2 separate regions of the Homo sapiens genome follow, and region 2 is linked to region 1. Evidence: chromatin contacts called from ENCODE Hi-C or POLR2A ChIA-PET data. All regions are on one chromosome and are shown on one strand. The core of a region is the stretch at or near the end of the contact, and the rest is flanking DNA. Distances in the headings are between cores, read along the strand shown.

Region 1 (3,671 bases), core at 1-2,500:
TACAGGCATGCGCCACCATGCCCAGCTAATTCTGTATTTTTAGTAGAGACGGGGTTTCTCCATGTTGGTCAGGCTGGTCTCGAACTCCTGACCTCAGGTGATCCACCCGCCTCGGCCTCCCAAAGTGCTGGGATTACAGGTGTGAGCCACCAAACCCAGCCTTTATTTTTTAAATATAGGAGATGGGGTCTCACTATATTGCCCAGGCTGGTCTCGAAGTCCTTAGTTCAAGTGATCCTCCCACCTCAGCCTCCCAAAGAGCTGAAATTACAGGAGTGAGCCACCATGCCCAGCCCCCAAATTTTTTTATAAAGACAGTATCTCACTATGTTCCCCAGGCTAGACCATTCAGTTTAACTGAGTCTAACCTTCATGTGCTAACCTTGGGCAAACTAGTTTCATTCTTGATAATCTACTATAAACTGTTACAAACGATCTTTCCAAAAAAGGTAATTCTGGTCATAACACACTTCTTAAAAACCCTTTAAAGGCTCAAATGTCTTCAGACTCAAGTCCAAAGTACATAGCTTGCAAGCCTTTTCCTGATTCCGCTCCTCTCTCCAGCCTCACCATTGTCATACCTAACCCCCACCACGCTCCGTTCACTCCAGGCAGGCAGAATCCCTTGCTGGACTCCACATGCGCTGTTCCCGTCACAGCACCATGCTGTTGCCTATGCCGTCTCCCTTTTCCACTACAAGCTTTCATCCACGTAGTTCACCTTTAAGATTCAGCTCACGCCTGTAATCCCAGCACTTTGGGAGGCCGAAGAGGGTGGATCGCTTGAGGTCGAGTTCGAGACCAACCTGGCCAACATGGTGAAACCCCGTCTCTACTAAAAATACAAAAATCAGCCGGGCGTGGTGGCGGGCGCCTATAATCCCAGGCACCCGGGAAGCTGAAGCAGGAGAATCGCTTGAACCTGGGAGGTGGAGGTTGCAGGGAGGGAGATCTTGCGACTGCACTCCAACCTGGACGACAGAGTAAGACTGTCTCATAAATAAATAAACTTGTGTAGAATAAACTAGAGGCCACAGACAGTGTCAAGAAGATGGACAGGTCTGAATGGCCTCGGGCTAGGGGATATTCCACTGTCGCCTCTGACTACGGGTGGTCCTGTGGCTGAGGCGCAGCGGGCCCTGGGAGTTGTAGTTCATCAAGCGGACCGAGGAGGCGAGGCTGCGCTGAGCATCCTGGGAATCGTAGTGCTCGCTACACGGTGCCCTCTGCGCAGGCGCACACCGAGAGCCACTTCCGGAACAAGCGTCGCGTTTCTGAGGAGAAACTCTTGGTGAGAATTCCCAGAGTGATAATGGCTACCTACAGCCTGGCGAACGAGAGACTACGCGCTCTGGAAGACATTGAACGGGAAATCGGCGCCATCCTTCAGAATGCAGGTTCGGGATGCGACAACCTGGACAGCGGGGAGCGAAAGCGTGACCGGGCTGCACTGGCAGCCTGACCTGGGACTTGGAGCAGGGTTGGGGAGGGAATCCTACGTGCGTGCGCAGCGAAAGGGCGGGACTGAGAGGGGCTGGCCTAGGGAGAGGCTACACTGGCAGTCTCCGTGTGTCCCCGCCCTCTCTCCGCCCTGGCAGGTACTGTGATCCTAGAATTGTCCAAGGAAAAAACTAACGAGCGGCTCCTAGACCGGCAGGCGGCGGCCTTCACCGCTTCAGTGCAACACGTGGAGGCGGAGCTGTCAGCTCAGATCCGCTACCTCACCCAGGTCGGTGTGTCTGGGGGGTTCTGCGAGCGAACCCCAGCTCTGGGTCAAAGCCTCAGGCTTGGGTGATCCAGGGTGGAGCATTAACTGGGCAGGACCAGACCTCCCCAGCCGGCCATCCAGAGCGGGTTTCTTCCTCTAAAAGGAAAGAATGGGCCGGGCGCAGTGGCTTGACAGAGTTCGAGACCAGCCTGGCCAACACGGTGAAACCTCGTCTCTACTAAAAATATAAAAATTAGGCCAGGCTCGGTGGCTCACTCCTGTAATCCCAGCACTTTGGGAGGCTGAGGCGGGTGGATCATCTGAGGTCAGGAGTTCGAGACCAGCCTGGCCAACATGGTGAAACTCCGTCTCTACTAAAAATACAAAAATTAGCTGGGCTGGTAGCGGGCACCTGTAATCCCAGCTACTTGGAAGGGTGAGGCAGGAGAATCGCTTGAACCCAGGAGGTGGAGGTTGCAGTGAGCCAAGATTGCAGCACTGCACTCCAGCCTGGGTGACAAAGCAAGACTGTCTCAAAAAAAAAAAAAGCCGGGCTTGGTGGTGAGTACCGGTAACCCCAGCTACTTGGAAGGCTGAGGCAGGAGAATCGCTTGAACCCAGGAGGCGGAGGTTGTTGTACTTAGCCGAGATCATGCCATTGCACTCCAGCCTGGGTAACAGAGCAAAAACTCTGTCTCAAAAAATAATAAATAATAAAATGAAAGAATTAAAGGTGGCCCTGCATACCTCACTGGGTAACATCACATGTGCCTAGCAGAAGATGTGTAAATAATGCTAGAACTACAGAACTTTGTCACTGGAAACTTGGCCTGACCTCCAGGCCACGAGGTCCCAAATCCTTATATCCTGAGAAGAGGGACAGGATTGAGAAGGTTCTGAAATCGTCGCAGGGACCACTACCATTACTAATTTTTACGGTGTGCCAGATACTCTGCATTACTTTATCTAATCCTCAACAACTCTAGGAAGTAGTTATTGTCACCCCCATTTTACAGACAAGATTAACATAAGTTAAATGATTTATTTACCCAGCTACCAGATGGCCTAACAAATTCAAACTCAGGGAAGAAATGAGACGAGACCTGATGCCTGGTTGGAGTTAGGGTAAAGGAGATGGTGCTCCATTGATAGTCTGTCTTGTAGGTGGCCACAGGGCAGCCCCATGAGGGCTCCAGCTACTCTTCGAGGAAGGACTGTCAGATGGCTCTGAAGCGAGTGGACTATGCCCGCCTCAAGCTCAGTGATGTGGCTCGAACCTGTGAGCAGATGCTGGAGAACTAGGCCAGGGAGATGGACCCAGAGCTGAGAGGGAGACCATCACCTGTGCCATGGGACAGAACCTGGGAACATGTAGGGTGGGGAGTATGAGCACCAACATACCCTGCTGGTCAAAGTACCCTAGGACAAAGGGGCAAATGGTGGGCATGGAAAAACTGAAGCCCGAGCCTGCCCACAGCTATGCTTTGGCCTCTCCAGCAGGGTGCTCCTGCTCTGCACTCCAGAAACACCCTGACAGGCTCAGAGAGGAGATGGAAACTGACATACCCAACCCACTTCCTCAAACACTTCATGCTGCTGCCCCAGCCTTCCCGCAGACTTGGCCTAATGAAAATACATACTTCTTCATTCGGAGAGACAAAACAAGAACTAGAGTTTTAATGATAATAAAAGCAATAATAATAAAAGCAATAACAATAAAAACAAGATCAGACTCTCACTGGGGTAGGCAAGGGACTGAGGAGGTGAAACCAACCCGTATGGTGTCCCAGCACGGCACCTGCTAAGGAGGGAGGGTGGGAAAGCCCAGGCCTTCGCTGCGGGTACAGGAGGATGCAGGAGAGGGCTGAGGTGGGGGAGGAACAACTGGTGTACTGGGAGAGAGATTTGGGACGAGGGGGAACCATCAGCAAAAAATGAAGCCAGGAATCACAGTAAGGGCGCA
Region 2 (4,629 bases), core at 697-3,196, 550 kb after region 1:
TGAGATGGAGTCTCGATCTGTCGCCCAGGCTGGCAGTGGTGCGATCTTGGCTCACTGCAACCTCCGCCTTCTGGGTTCAAGCAATTCTCTGCCTCAGCCTCCCGAGTAGCTGGGAGTACAGGCGCCTGCCACCACACCCGACTAATTTTTTGTATTTTTAGTAGAGATGGGGTTTCACCATCTTGGAGAGGCTGATCTTGAACTCCTGACCTCGTGATCCACCTGCCTCAGTCTCCCAAAGTGCTGGGATTACAGGCGTGAGCCACTGTGCCCGGCCTATTATTATTTTTTTATTATACTTTAAATTCTTGGATACATGTGCTAAACGTGCAGGTTTGTTACATAGGTATACATGTGCCATGGTGGTTTGCTGCATCTATCAACCCGTCATCTAGGTTTTAAGCCCCGCATGCATTAGGTATTTGTCCTAATGCTCTCCCTCCCCTTCCCCCCACCCCCCACAGGCCCCGGTGTGTGATGTTCCCCTCCCTGTGTCCATGTGTTCTCATTATTCAATTCCCACTTATGAGTGAGAACATGAGGTGTTTGGTTTTCTTTTCCTGTGTTAGTTTGCTGAGAATGATGGTTTCCAGCTTCATGCATGTCCCTGCAAAGGACATGAACTCATTCTTTATGCTTTCACTTTAGCTTCTTTTAGGGATGTCTAGACTCTGCCATAGAGAGAATGGATCTGGGAAAGAGACCACAGCTTCAGCCATCTGGAAAGGGAATTCTGGGGCCACAAGTATTCAGAACTTGGTCCTGAAGTGCCAAACCCTGTGGACTCCCTCATCCTGGGGTGGGATTGCTGGGTCTTAAAATGTACATAATTCCTGATGCTCCTCTCTGATTTCAAAATAGCTTTTTAGGCCGGGCGCGGTGGCTCACGCCTGTAATCCCAGCACTTTGGGAGGCTGAGGCAGGCGGATCACGAGGTCAAGGGTTTGAGACCAGCCTGACCAACATAGTGAAACCCCGTCTCTACTAAAAATACAAAAATTAGCCGGGTGTGGTGGCGTGCGCCTGTTGTCCCAGCTAGTCGGGAGGCTGAGGCAGGAGAATTGCTTGAACCCGGGAGGCAGAGGTTGCAGTGAGCCGAGATCGCACCATGGCACTCCAGCCTGGGTGTCAGAGTGAGACTCTATCTCCAAAAAAAAAAAAAAAGCTTTTTAAACTACCTCCTTGGCATGGGGCACTCCAGGTGTCGAAATCAGACGGGGAGTGGTGATTAGAGGGGAGTTCCTAAAGTATAGGGCCCAGGGGCCCAAGTATAAGGGCCACACTTTGTGTATATGATTTCTCCTTTCCTGCCATGAGTGCAGGGTCTGTACCTGGCTGTATCTCCAGCATCTATCACGACTGAAAACCCAAACGTATTTGCTGAATGGATAGTATACTGGCCTCTGCACCAGAAGACCTGGGGTCCAGGCCCAGTACTGTCGGAAACAGTTCTTCATACTTTATTACCTCGTTTAAACTTTTCTTAGCCATTATATTGATAAAAATTCCAAGAGGTGAAGTGACTCTCCCAAGGTCGCAAAGCTAGAAGAGGTAGAGGCTGGAACTGCACCCCGCCATCGGTCCTCCTCTCTTACTCATTTTTTTTTTTCCCCTCACTGTGCTGGGGTGGAGAACCGGGACCGGCACCTTCGAGAGGCCAGGCCTCTGCTGCAGCCCCTCTTCTCCAGCTCCGCTCGGCACTCAGCCTCCCCGCGCCGCTGGGTCAGGCGCCCAGCTCCGCCGAAACCCTCCCCTCCCGCCGCGCTCCCTCCGCGCTCCCTCCGCGCTCCCTCCGCGCTCCCTCCGCGCTCCCTCCGCGCTCCCTCCGCGCTCCCTCCGCGCTCCCTCCGCGCTCCCTCCGCGCTCCCGAGGCCCCGCCCCTCCCCTCGGGCCAACGTCACGTGCCGCCCCATCCCCCTGCGCCTGCGCACTGCTTATTTCCCGCTGTCAGGATGAGGAGGCGGAGGTCGGCGGTCGGGTCCGTCTCTGCCCGCGGCTGTGGCGGCGCCGGCGGATCCAGCCTTAGCGGTTTCTCTCTGGGCGGCGGCGGCGGCGGCTCGGTTGACGCCTCCTCCGCCAGCTGAGCCCGCGGGAGCCCAGGACGCCGCTTCCCCGCCCATCCCCGCTCCCCGAGGCCGGCCGCCTGGTCATGGCGCAGCCGGGCCCGGCTTCCCAGCCTGACGGTGAGGCGCCCACCATGGCAGGCGCGGCGGGCGCGGCCTGCCCGGCGTCGGCGTCGCGGGAGGATTTCGGGGCGGGCAGGCGGCGGCAAGGGCGCGCGCAGGCCCCGGGGGTGACCCCGCCGGGCGGAGGCGGGGGCGCGCGGGCTGCGGCGCGCGAGGGCGGCGCGGGCGCCCCGGCTGCCGTCGCTGGGGAGGGGGCGGGAGGCGCGGGTGCAGCGCTTGCGGGAGGGCAGAGGGAAGGGCGTGGGGAGGCTGCTGGGTAGCGTGGGGTAGTGTGGGGAGGGAGCGGTTCTGGGTAGCGGGGGACCGGCACGTGGGTTCTGCCCGTGGGGGAGGATGGAAATCGGGAACATGTGCTATATTCGTTAAAGAAAAAAAATCTTAGCTTAGGTAGTGTACCCTCCCTGCCGCCCCAATCCTTGCTATAGAACTCTTTGCACCCAGTTATGTGACCTGAAAGTAGTTGTGTACAGTAACTGGATTTAGTAGCATTCCCTGAATGGCAGTGTGGCTTAATGGTTAAGTGTTGGGGCCTGGGAGTCTAGAGGACCTGTATTCTTAACCAGCAAGCTCTGGGCTCATTTCTTAGCCTCGTTGAGCCTCAGTATTCTCACCCACGAATTAACCAAGAGGTTAATTCATGCCTTTATATTTTATCTATAAAAATAGCAACACGAATGTGTATATACAATAATAGTATTATGGAGGTATTAGGAATAATGAGAATAGTGTTTGAGAATGCTGAGGCCTACTTGCACTACTTGAAGATATTTGCTTGTGGAACTAAAAAAAAAAAAGTGAAGTCGAAGAAATGTGTCATTTATATTCTTGGAAGGAAAAAAGGGCCCCATCCTAAATAATCAAAGTTGGTTGTCAGAGCCCTTCGTGACCTTCTGGGAAATTGGACTAAGCTGTGCTTCACAGATTGACTACATGGTTCCAGGTTTTACCACCTAGAATAGATGTTTGGAAATAGTGTGCTTGGGCTTTTCCAAGGTCCCACTGTATCTAGTTGTGAAAGTACTTTCTGGTGTATTTCTATAATCAGCGTGTGTGCTTAGCATCTTTAAGTGTGAGTAGAGTAGAATGTTGGGAAAAGGGGCTTGGTACGGAGTAGGTACTTTAAAACTTGGCTTTCCTTGGGGTTGTCTCAAAATAACCTTTCGTGAAACCCTTACTTTTTATTTTTGCCTTTGGGGAACTTGAAACCATGTTATCAGATTTTAAGGTTCTGGCTGCTCTCTGGGAAATGTGCTTCAGAGCCTGTTAGCCTGTAGTTTTGGGTGTTGTTGCTTGCCTAAGGGGAGATGTCCAGTAAGCATTTAGACTTTTATAAGAACCTGCTTTGCTGTTTCTGTTCCAGGAGAAGGGAAGGGAAGCATTTTTGGTGGGCTGTCAGAGAGAGGAAACTGGGATGTCTTCAGGCTGCATTTTAATGATCACCTTTTGCATTTGGTGTCAGGCAAGAAAACTTTGTTCTTCCACAATCCCACTTTGTTACTGCACACAGAGGCAAGATACAGAGAGCTTGTGGTTCTGAACAGGAGTGGTAGGTATGCATAGCTGGCTGCTGCCTTCTCTTGAGTTGCATGGAAAGAAACGTCTAGGGCAGCTCAGGTGACATGACCGTCTGGAATCAAAATTCCCTGCCTCTTTGAAGATATGAAATGGTCTTCCTTGTAAATAGGCAGAAGTGACTAAGCACTTGAACGAGGCTAGGGAAAACTAGCTTTAGGAAATCTTGTATTCTTGGTATTTTAGTTCAGGTTTCTTTCCTATTTCTCAAATCTTGTGACTCTAGGATGAGATTTAGTTTGCATAGATTGCAATTTTTATTTTAAATTAATGTAGGTAGCCATGGCTACTTTTTACAGTAGGAGAGAGATAATTTGGTACGTTTGAGTGCCTTGTGTCAGTGCCTTAGAAGTTCATCTTGGGGATTTTAATTTTTTTTTTTTTCTTTGAGACAGTATCTCACTCTGTTGCCCAGGCTGGAGAGCAGTGGCGCGATCTTGGCTCACTGCAGCCTCGACCTCCTGGGGTCAAAGCAATCCTGCTACCTCAGCCTCCCAAGTAGCTGTGACTACAGGTGCATGCCACTATTCCCAGCTAATTTTTGTATTTTTGTAGATACGGCGTTTTGCCATGTTGCCTAGGCTGGTCCCAAACTCCTGAACTCAAGGGATCCACCTGCCTACACTTCCCAAAGTGCTAGGATTGTAGGTGTGAGCCCGTGAGTCCGGCTTTTGGGGATTTAATTTGTGTCTTTAGCTGAACTCATGTAGACCATTTTAGCTTTAGGCACGTTTGAATTTCCTAGTCCTGCTGATTAAAAAAAAAAAAAATCGCCAGAATTCTTTTGTGTCAAACTGGTGGTGAAAGATAACTAACTGCTTAGTCTTTGACTTTATCTTGTTTTATCCTGTTTCAGAAGCGATTGTCTTTG

Evidence for each region. Hi-C counts contacts between places; a loop is a spot of excess contacts on that map. ChIA-PET counts read pairs that join two places held with the same protein, here RNA polymerase II (POLR2A). Pooled maps may share reads with other maps.
Region 2: a pooled map shows a loop between it and region 1 (4-fold over the local background). The contact joins the promoter of RABEP1 here to the promoter of MED11 in region 1. A Hi-C loop is called at or near these places in 2 of 50 pooled maps. POLR2A ChIA-PET finds 5 or more read pairs at or near these places in 2 of 52 experiments (activated T-cell and common myeloid progenitor, CD34-positive).

Annotation. Positions count from the first base shown.
Region 1 is chr17:4,730,178-4,733,848 of GRCh38, forward strand. It overlaps MED11 (mediator complex subunit 11), which reads left to right and starts at 1,251. Exons shown (of 3, transcript NM_001001683.4): 1 at 1,251-1,397; 2 at 1,599-1,729; 3 at 2,873-3,430. The coding sequence starts at 1,313. The coding sequence ends at 3,010. It overlaps CXCL16 (C-X-C motif chemokine ligand 16), which reads right to left. Exons shown (of 6, transcript NM_001386809.1): 6 at 3,356-3,671. RefSeq lists enhancers at 1,048-1,187, 1,087-1,906, 1,198-1,247.
Region 2 is chr17:5,280,338-5,284,966 of GRCh38, forward strand. RABEP1 (rabaptin, RAB GTPase binding effector protein 1) reads left to right here and starts at 1,947. Exons shown (of 18, transcript NM_004703.6): 1 at 1,947-2,183. The coding sequence starts at 2,150. RefSeq lists a silencer at 1,667-2,386 and an enhancer at 4,234-4,629.